Linked DNA regions of Homo sapiens: region 2 is linked to region 1. Evidence: read pairs that join two places in POLR2A ChIA-PET (ENCODE). Cell type or tissue: OCI-LY7. All regions are shown on one strand. Links, peaks and the distances in the headings refer to the core of each region. The heading gives the core; the rest is flanking DNA. Region 1 overlaps ARID1B (AT-rich interaction domain 1B). Region 2 overlaps ARID1B (AT-rich interaction domain 1B).

Region 1 (5,380 bases), core at 303-5,302:
CTTAGATCCGTAGTCATAGTGTCATTGTAATTTGCTAAGTATATGTGGAAAAGAATCATTGAAGGTCGGGCGTGATGGCTCACACCTGTAATCCCAGCAATTTGGTAGGCCGAGGTGGGTAGATCACCTGCGGTCAGGAGTTCGAGACCACCCCGGCCCACACAATGAAACCCCATCTCTACTAAAAATACAAAAATTAGCCGGGCGTGGTGGTGGGCGCCTGTAATCCCAGCTACTCAGGAGGTTGAGGCAAGAGAATTGCCTGAACCTGGGAGGTGGAGGTAGCAGTGAGCCGAGATCATGCCATTGCACTCCAGCCTGGGCGACAAGAGCCAACCTACATCTCAAAAACAAAACAAAACAAAACAAAATAAGAATCATTGAGCTCCTTTCTGTGTGCCAGTCAATGTGCCAGTCATTGGGGATACAGAGATGAAACCACGCAGTGCTTTTCCCGTAGGAGGAGTCCGGTTTAGTGGCAGGGCTACTCGTAGACAGTGCCGTGTAAAATCGCCTGCACTGTTGTGGCTGAGGATCTGCAGGAGCCTGAGCAGGGATCCCTGGAGTGGAGGGACGGCCTTTGAGACAGTGGAGGGACCCGTGCAGCAGCCCGGAACCCGGCAGTCTGGGGAAAGGCTGGCAGCTTTCAATGTACCCAGGAGCTCAGATTTCAGCCTGAGGCAGTGAAGAGCCCTTGACATACAGAAGAATACACAGATACTGGTTTATATTTTTAGGGAAAATCTTTTATTATTTTAGGGAGGGTCACAGAAATTAAGTCATTTTCACTTGTTGGAAGAAACAATTTCATGATAAATCTAGTTAGTGTTTATTTTGTTGTTTACATTGTAGCATAAACATCTGTGTAATCATGGCAGGTAAGTGAAGCCACTGTTTTTGTTGGTTTAACTCATGACTTAGCAAAAACTGGAAAGGTATTTCATTTCTTGAGACTTGTAGCCACTGTCCTCCCTTGTCTACTTCTGAGGGTGAGCAGTGCTGGTGTGACTGTTAGAAAGCACTGACTTAGTCTCTTCCTCTAAGATTGCTCCAGGTCCACATGACCTGTGGGCAGGATGGATGATTGATGTCTTTCTTTTGAGGGGTGGTAGTGAAGTAGAGCATAGGGGATTATTAACCACCTAGGTAGCTGGATCAGGCAATGGAGAGTCTCTGCCGTTCTTCACATCGAGTATATAGAATTAAGCATTCAGAAACAAAAAGGAGTTAAGGCACATATATCCTTTTCTCCTAGGATAAACTGTAACCCAGGTCATCTAAGTTTTCAAAAATAGACAAAATTTAGGAATGTATGATGAATTTATAGATGATGAAAATCAAATGAAATTGTCTTGTTACATGTATATTTCTTTAGAAATGTACATATACATGCAATCATTGCTATATATTATCTTTTAAATTCCTCAGTTTGGCATCATTTACTGGCTTCCTATTAGATGAGGATTGTAGCTTGCTGTACACTGTGTCTTTCCCACTCTTCAATGTCCTACCCATCTAATCCCATCAGGTTTTGGTTAAGACTGCATTACTGTTTATGTTATTATGTCTTCTTAACTCTTGTTCACTAAGCTAAATATTGCATTATACTATACTTATACTGTAATACTATAATAACTTAGTTTTGCTTGGAGTTCATTACCTCGTTTTTTTTTCACATGCTTTTCTTTGAACATCTGACTGGGCCTTCCTGTGCCCTCCAACAACTGGGCAGTGCAGTCTTCATGCGGTCATACCTGCCAGAGAAGTTTTTCAGCTCCAGTATTTTTTCTTAAGAGACATCCCTTCTGGATTTCCATAGTCTTCACCACAATTTGGAGTGGTTGTTAACGCAGGAGATAGATGTGTACAGCCATCTCCTGGGATGTCTCTTTTTTTTTTTTTGTGACTCTTCTGTTTGCCTCATGTGTGGATCTCCCGTTTCCTAGATCACTTACCATTTTGACTGCGCACATCTTTCAGTAGCTTCTTGAGAAAATGTGAATGGGAGGTAAATTTTTTAGACCTTGCATGTTTCAAAACACCTTTACTATATACCCTCATATTTAAATTGATTGACTACATATAGCAATCCTGCATGGAAATAATTTTCTCTAAGAATTAAAAGATAAAAGCTTCTGACTTCTGCTATTACTGCTTTCTGATGTTTCCTGTTGCTGTGGAGAAATTAGATGCCATTGTGACGTTGCCCTTTCTTTCTGTGTGATCCTGGAAACTGTTAGGGTTTTCGCCTGTGATGCCCGAAATAGTGCTGTGTGTCTCTATGGGTCTTTTTTTTTTTTTTTTGTACTTCATTGTGCTGGGCACTAAGTATGTACTGTTCTTCATTTTGGGGCAATTATCTTATATAGTTATTTGGTAATTTCTTTCTCTCCCTTAATCTGCTTTCTTATTCTGGTGCTCCTGGGTGTTGGATATACTGGATTTATTGATCTTTTCTTTCCTTCACTGATTTTTCTTTTCTGTTACTGTTTTCTGCGTGGGAGATAACCTTGACTCTATCTGCCAATCTGACTGTTAAATTATCTTGTTTTTCTCTTTATATTTTTTAATTCAAAGTGTTTTTCTTTATACATAGTTCCTTTTTTAATAGCATTCTTTATTTCCTGTATGCAATCACTTTTCCTCTCTCAAGCAGCATGTTATTATTTTTTACAATGTTTCTTCTATTCCTTGCATTATCTGTTTCTTCTGAATTACCCTTTTTACTTTTTACAATCTGTTTTAGGCAGGAGGCTTCCTCAAAAGTGTGAGAATCTTTGTTCCTATTTAAGAGTGAGGTGCATTAAAGGGCTGATTGGTAGTGGTGCGTGCCTGTAATCCCAGCTACTCTGGAGGCTGAGGCAGGAGAATGGCTTGAGCCTGGGAGGTGGAGGTTGCAGTGAGCCGAGATTGCACAACTGCACTCCAGTCCGGGCAACAGAGTGAGACCCTGTCTCAAAAAAAAAAAAAGAAAAAAAAGAAAGGCCTGGCACAGTGGCTCACGCCTGTAATCCCAGCATAGGCTGAGATGGGTGGATCATGAGGTCAGGAGTTCAAGACCAGCCTGACCAAGATGGTGACACCCCATCTCTACTAAAAACACAAAATTTAGCCAGGCTTGGTGGCAGGCGCCTGTAATCCCAGCTACTCGAGAGGCTGAGACAGGAGAATCGCTTGAACCCAGGCGGCAGAGGTTGCAGTGAGCCGAGATTGTACCACTACACTCCAGCCTGGGCGACAGAGCGAGGCTCAGTCTCAAAAAACAAACAAACAACAAAAACAGGCTGGTTGGAGGCCTCCTGTGTGAGCTGGGCATGTGGACAGGTAGGCATTTCTTTGGGGTTATCATGTGATCAGCCAGCTTTTTCACTGGGGACTTCCTCATGTTGATATGTGAAATATGCTCAGGAGTAGTTTATTTTCTCCAGAGAAGACACTGGTCGTGTTCTGCTTGGAGGACATGGTGGGTGAAGTCTAAGCCTGGTTGCTGACATTACGGGGCTGGGCTGAGGGGCTTAGGGTCTCAGTGTTCGGTACTTGCTGTTAATGTACTGTGTGGCCATTTCACAAACCACCTCATCCGTGTGAGCCCTACTCGTTTCTGGTTTGGTGTCTACAATGGAAGAGGGATGATGGTGGTCAGATGCTCTGGCTTTACAAACTCTTGATTTAAATCTGGTTTTGGTCTGGTGGTCTCCAGTTCTTGAGCTGTTCAGGTTATACCAGCTGTGTTAATTTGTTCCTTCTAGTTACCCGATTTCCTGCACCCCTCAGCCAGTTAGGATTGACCTTGCTTTTCTCATTCCTGTGTTTGCTTTCCATCTACATATATTGTTAGCACTATTGTTTCCGTTTACAAATCACTTCAAAACTTCATTTTATTAAAACAATCATTTTTTTTACCTCTCCCCATTTCTTGGGATCAGGAAGTTGGGAAGGGTGGGGTTCTGGCTGGGTTTCTTGCACCTGGTTGTGGACAGGCAGTGGCTGGAGTTCGGAGGGGATTCGTTGAGCGTCTCCAGGAGGTATCAGGACAAACCTTGGAGATGGGAAACAGCACAGCAAGGCATGCTCCCACAGCAGTCCGGTGCAGCTCCAGAATGAGGGAGCCATGGCAGGGGCATTAGTTTAATAATCATTGGAACTAATTCTCTTTCCAGCTTCTCCTTGGACCTCTTCACATTTCTACCTAGATGTCTCATCAGAATGGAATTTTCAGATCCTTCCTTCTGCCCCACAGTGCTCTTTGCCATGCTCTTTTAAGGTACCAGAATACTGGGAAAAAAAGGGCGTTCTGGATAAGTGAAAATGTCCTAGGACCTGCTTGGTGTTTACTGACTTACTAGGAAGTTGATAGTGAAATGTGAAGGGTTCATGACAGTGACTTGGTGTTACTAGAAAGCAAAAGTAAAGTGAGGAACACAGGAATCTACAAGTGCTGGGTGTGGGGTAGTGGGTGGGGTGCAGTTGTGGGTGAAACTTCAGTGTGAAATTTGGAATCAGAACATTTAGCTGAGTCTAAATGGAGTTTCTTACTTTTCTTTCCTTTCATTTCCTTTTCCTTTTTTAGAGAGGGTCTCGCTCTTTTGCCCAGGCTGGAATGCAGTGGTGCAGTCATGGCACACTGCAGCCTCAACCTCCCTGGGCTCAGGTGATCCTCCCACCTCAGCCTCATGAGTAGTTGGGACTACGGGCATGCATGCACCACCACATCTGGCTAATTGTTTTGTATTTTTTGTTGAGACGGGGTTTTGCCCTGTTGCCCAAGCTGGTCTTGAACTCCTGGACTCAAGCAATCCACTCATGTCAGCCTCCCAAAGTATTGGGATTACAAGTGAGAGCCACTGCACCTGGCCAGTACTTTATTTTCATACAGAGACTGAGAGTAAGACTTCATTTCCAAATAAAAGTAGGTTATTAAATATTGCTTTATATATTTTTAAAGTTCTTACAGAAAGAAAGCTTCCATATACTCTAGACCATTTTGAGATTCTTTCAGGCTGTGACTCTTAAGGTCAGCTACATTTTTATTGACAGCAATCCTGGAAGAAAAGTAAAGAGAAGTGAGAATATAATGTTGTGATTCTGTTAAAATCACTCAAAATGCTTGAAATTGATAATACTTTTTGGCATGTTTCTTTCTAAAATCAATGTGATAATATCCGCTGCATTGATAAACATAGTTAGCAAGCATTTTTGTACTTAGCGTTTGTGTATAAAATGTAAAGGAAGGTTTTTTAATTCAGAGAAGGTGCTCATGTTTGAAAGACAATATATGGATCTGGAAGAAGTAAAAGTAAATCTTTAAACTCTAATTGCAAGGCTGTCTGCTCATATTTAATTGACACACGTTTAAACATTGGTTGTAATGGATTGTTTG
Region 2 (5,380 bases), core at 213-5,212, 170 kb before region 1:
TAGGGTGACCTCTCAAGAATATTTTGTCATACTGATTCCATCTACAGATATACGTTGTGGTAGGTTCTGGTTATAAAAGTGTAAATGGTAACAGCTGCCATTTACCAAAGATCCACCTGCCAGCCTGCCTGCTTTATAGATGAGGGGATTGAGGCCTGGGAGGTTGAGGAACTTGCCTCAGCTCCTGGAGCTGCGTTGGATTCCTGCTCTCATTCTGTCTTCCTTGTAAAGCGAGAGGGGTGTTCTCCTTTGGTTTGTAAACTCTCTTGCTATTTCACAGCCTCTGGTGTCCAGAAGACACATAAACAGACAATGGCAACCAAACCTTCTAAATTTTAGAACACAGGTTTCCTCAGGGGTCTCTGATCTCTTGATCATTTTCATTTTGCCTGGTGGTTTCAAGACAAACTTGATATAGAAGGTGATCCTTGAGTCAAGGCCTGAAAGATGAGGAATCAGCCCCCAATAACTTCTGGAATCGTGTGTCTTCAGGCTTCTGGAGAATGTGAGAGCACCAACACCAATATTTTGCACAGCAGCAGGTCTTATGTGGGAGGGGCAAGAGTGAGGAAGAGCTATATGAAATGTGTATTATTTGTATTAGCTTGTGGATTAGTTTGCTGTTGCTGCATAACACATTGAGTGGCTTAAAAGAACACACATCGATTATGTCAGTTTCTGGAGGTTAGGAGTCCAGGCATGGCTTAGCTGCCATACTCTGCTTGGGGTCGTAGAGGCTGTAATCCAGGTGTCAGCCGGGCTGCATTCTCATCTAGAGGCTTGACTGGGGAAGGCCGCCTCAGACTGTTGGCAGAATTTATTTCCTGGTGGCTGTAGAATTCATATCTGCCTGCTTCTTCAATGCCACCAGCAGAGAGAGAATCTGTAACTTCTGGGAAGGCCTGGACCCTCTTTTAAAGGGCTCACCAGATTATGTCAAGCCCATCCAGGCCACTGTTTTAACTTAATGTCATGTGATTAAGGAGGGGCTTTAATTATATCGGCAAAGTCTCTTCCTTTGCTATATTTTCTTAGTTAGATGCCAGTCACAGGTCTTACCCGTACTCAAGAGGAGAGGATTACACAGAAGTGTGGATACGAGGGGCATAAATCCCATGGATTTATTTTAGAATTCTGCCAACTACAGGTTGTGTGTTATAATTCATAAAAATAGCAGTGGTTTCTGTTGGTCTGTTTATGCTGCCATGACAAAATGCCAGACAGAATTTCTCCCTCTCAGTTCTGGAGGCTGGCAGTCCGAGATCAAGGTGCTGGCAAGGTAGTTTTCATTCTGAGGCCTCTTCCCTGGGCTTTTAGGTAGCTGCCACCTCTCTGTGTGCCCACATGGTCTTTCTGAGCATGTGCAGGGGGAGAGAGAGGATGCAAGAGCCTGTGCATGCCTGTACCAGAAGCCTGGTCTCTCTTCTTATAAGGACAGCAGTCCTGTCAGATTAGAACCCATGCTCATGGCCTCTTTTAACCTTCATTACCTCTTCATAGACGCTAGTCCCAAATACAATCACATTGGACATTAGGGTTTTGATGTAGGAATTTTGGTGGGGGACACAATTCATTCTGTAGCAGGCTAAGAAAGTCTTCTAGTTACATTCTGCTTATCTCAAGGGATATCAGTTGGGGTATATATATAGATGCCTTCCCCAAAAAGCATCATGACCCTTATATTATAATATGACCTTGGGCAAATTACCTACTCTAGGAGATGATTTCCTTCAACTAAAATAGTGGTTGGCAACATTAACTACTTTGCAGGATTTTTGTTCGCATTGGTTGTGCTGTGTGTAAATCACCTATAGTGTGCCGAGGGCACAGGAGGTGCTCATTAAATGTTGTCTGTTGTTGCTGTATTTGTGCCTTGATATTTCTGCATCTCTCTCTCTCTCTTATTTGAAACAGGGTCTTCCTTTGTCGCTCAGGCTGGTGTGTGGTGGCATGATCACAGCTCATTGCAGCCTCAACCTCCCAGGCTCAAGTGATCCTCTGTCCTCAGCCTCATGAGTAGCTGGGACTACAGGCATGTGCCACCACACCTGGCTAATTTTTGTATTTTTTGGTTTTGCTATGTTGCCCAGGCTGATTTCTTTTTTTAATTATTATCTACCTTAAATGAAGAATTCCCCATGAATCCTTCCATTTCTTCAAGAAAGAAGTGGTTACTCTCCCCTGAACTCATAGGACAGTGGCATTTATAAGCCTCTGTCCTATAGTATTTATAAGCTTATTTTTGCAGTGTATTATTTGTATACATCTTTTGTTTCTTCTGTTTCTTAAAGTCAAGGACCTTCTTATACCTCTGCTTATCTTTTTCATAGTGCCTTGTACATTAATATTTTTTCAGTTTAAACAATGTTGAATGAACAAATAAATGAATGGGCATGGCCTCTGAGGTAATGTGTTTCCTCTTTCATCTAAATCTTTGTTTCTCAATCCTTTCTAACTCATGCCTTCTTTTGAAAATGTAAGTTTCCTTACACCCCTTCCACCTTTCAGTATCTCCTCCCAAAAGACCAGGCCCGCAGCCCCCATCTCCCTTGATGGGACAAGCTCGACTTTTCCTACAGATCCTCAACAGTTGAGATTATTTTATCAAGCTCCACTTTCATGTGGTATGTTATAAAAAAAAAAAAAAAAGCTTTCCTCCTTTCTTTTCCAAATAGAAAATTATAATCCTGGGTGTGTGTGTGTGTGTGTGTGTGTGTGTGTGTGTGTGTGTGTGTATGTATATACATACGTATGTATATACATATATATACACATACGTATGTATATACATATATATATACACATACGTATGTATATACATATATATATACACACATACGTATGTATATACATACATATATATATATTTTTTTTTTTTTTGAGACGGAGTCTCGCACTGTTGCCAGGCTGGAGTGCAGTGACACCATCTTGGCTCACTGCAACCTCTGCCACCCAGGTTGAAGCAATTCTCCTGACTCAGCCTCCCGAGTAGCTACAACTGTAGGCGCATGCTGCCACGCCCTGCTAATTTTTTTTTTTTTTTTGTATTTTAGTAGAGATGGGGCTTCACCATGTTGCCCAGGCTGGTCTCGAACTCCTGAGCTAGGCAATCTGCCTGCCTTGGCCTCCCAAAGTGCTAGGATTACAGGCGCGAGCCATTGCGCTCAGGCTATCCTGGGTGTGTATTTTAACCGGACCCTCCTTGTAACCCTCGTTCTTATTTATGTAGCATTCATTCATTTTCACCCTTGAGAATTACTGCTCTAAACAATTTCTGATATACTGTAGAATCCTGTTACAGGAAGTAGTGAAGTTAGAATTAAGTGTTCAGGTGCGGTGTTGTGTCTCCACTACCTTTGCACATGTGTAAGAGAATATTCTGTCTTCCCTTTATATGATTCTTTTTAAATGACAGGGTTAAACTGATATGCATTTGAATTTGTCGAACCCTGTTCTCCAAAATGATTCCAGTTTGTGTCACTTAAGGAGTGACCCTAGACATATATTAGGCTTTCATAAGACCTTTCTCTCCAGAGCTTACAGCGCTTTGCAGACATTACCTTATCAATACTTAGGGCATCCTTGTGAGCCAAGCAAGAACTGGGAGCTGTTGCTGTTTTTTTTGCAGTGGAATAGCACGAGAAGTTCAGGAGGGGCCTGCCCTCCAGACCCCATCTCAAGGATGTGTGCGCTGGTCAGACCCTGCCTTCATGCTCCCGCGCTGTGGATTCTTCACGGTAGCCTGCACCACGAGAGTGGGTACAGTGTGCCAGCAAACAAAATGCCTTTGGTCACAAGATAATAGAGTAAATTTACAAGGTGATGTTTATTTTTAAAGGAATACGTAAGAATCAAAATTCCATGTACTGAAAGGAATGTAAAATATTAATACATCTGGAGTGGTGGCTCACGTCTGTAATTCCAGCACTTTGGGAGGCTGAGGTAGGAGGATCACTTGAGCCCAGTAGTTCCAGACCAACCTGGGCAACATGGCAAGACCCCGTCTCTACAAAAAATACAACAAAACTTAGCTGGGCATGGTGGCACGCGCCTATGGTCCTAGCTACTATGGGGGCTGAGGTGGGAGGATCACTTGAGCCGGGTAAGCCATGATTGCCACCGCACTACAGTCTGGGTGACAGAGTGAGAGGCCCTGTCTCAAAAACAAAAGCACCAATGTAAAGTACATCTGGTCTCCACAGGGGACTTCTTTTAAGTTCAAGGTGTCTTATTTAAAAGAGGCTGTGTTTGGAATTGGATTGCAGCAAATGGGGGTTGTTTTAAGCCTGCCCGCCTCTATATTCTGGAAGTTATATTATGCCTTTGAAAACAAATTGGCTTGGCGTGGTCAATCCTGCTTTTAGTTAATGTTGAGGATGTGGGAAATGCAACCATGAGCTTGCGGGAGAGATGGGGTCCCAAGATTTAGGGACCTGTGTAGAATTGGGCATCTTTCTGAGAAGGCAGATTGATGGTAAAGAAAAGTAGAATCTTTGGCTAGTTTGATGTTTATGTGGGTGCACTTGAAATAGGATGTTGTAGGCAATGCCGTCTCACTTTTGGGAGGATAATACTCAATAACTATTAAAAATCCCCTTTCATCCCTTGTTCTGTACTCCTCATTTTTTTTTTAATACAACAAATGCTTTTTAGCCTAATCTCCGTTAATTGTGATGACAGGTTTTTAGGTGAAGACCCATCAATTATCAATAGACTATTAAATATTAAATAGTGAGCAAGAAATTCAATATAAAAGTGTGTATGTAACAATAATATTCAAATATTGTTGAAAGACTGCGTGCTTACGTGTTTTGAGTATACCTAAAGTGGATATACTTTGTGTCTCCATTGTAAATTCCTAAAATTTCTGGTCATGGCTTTTTTATTAGAAAGTCTAAGAAAAGAAGAGTATGGGAAATTGAAATGGCTGGCAGTAGACAAGTAGCATGCCACTGTAAGATAGTGCTCTTTTTATCTTGATATAGACATATCCAGACATGTGTATATTTTGTAACGTAGGGTAAAATTTTCTACTGTTGAGTTTGTCCATATACATTCTAGTTATTATTTTAAGATAGTAAAGATCCTTCGTGCGCTGATGCTAGATTGGTATATTAATTCACTTAGCAGAAGGGTATTGATATTGAGTGTAATTAGCATGAAACACTTTGAACTTTTTTAGGCTGAAAAGGATAATGTAACTTCTTTAGTTTTCCTCCTTTCTCCCTTTCTCCCCACACCCATTTTTAAAATAACAGTGCTTTTCATACTGTCAGAATTTCATGTTGTGACACCCTACTCAGAAGTTATGACAGCAGGGTAATGACAGCAACTGCCTCCTGAAAATCAATCAGGCAATTAATTTTGTAAATGAAATGCT

What was found. Peaks named below come from ENCODE experiments on the same cell type or tissue, not always from the same donor. Only the 100,000 strongest peaks of a DNase experiment are listed, where the experiment ranks them.
Region 2: POLR2A ChIA-PET joins it to region 1 with 5 read pairs; 3 of 35 experiments call an interaction of 5 or more read pairs at or near these places.

What each region holds. Positions count from the first base shown.
Region 1 is chr6:156,980,138-156,985,517 of GRCh38, forward strand. The region is part of intron 4 of ARID1B (AT-rich interaction domain 1B); the gene reads left to right. Among named protein-coding and RNA genes, the nearest start is that of MIR4466, 200 kb to the left of the region's middle. In OCI-LY7, for the core only: no CTCF peak of the experiment used is centred there; a DNase peak (open chromatin) is centred at 2,233; H3K4me3 peaks cover 381 bases; H3K27ac peaks cover 1,678 bases.
Region 2 is chr6:156,810,243-156,815,622 of GRCh38, forward strand. The region is part of intron 1 of ARID1B (AT-rich interaction domain 1B); the gene reads left to right. Among named protein-coding and RNA genes, the nearest start is that of MIR4466, 33 kb to the left of the region's middle. In OCI-LY7, for the core only: no CTCF peak of the experiment used is centred there; no DNase peak of the experiment used is centred there.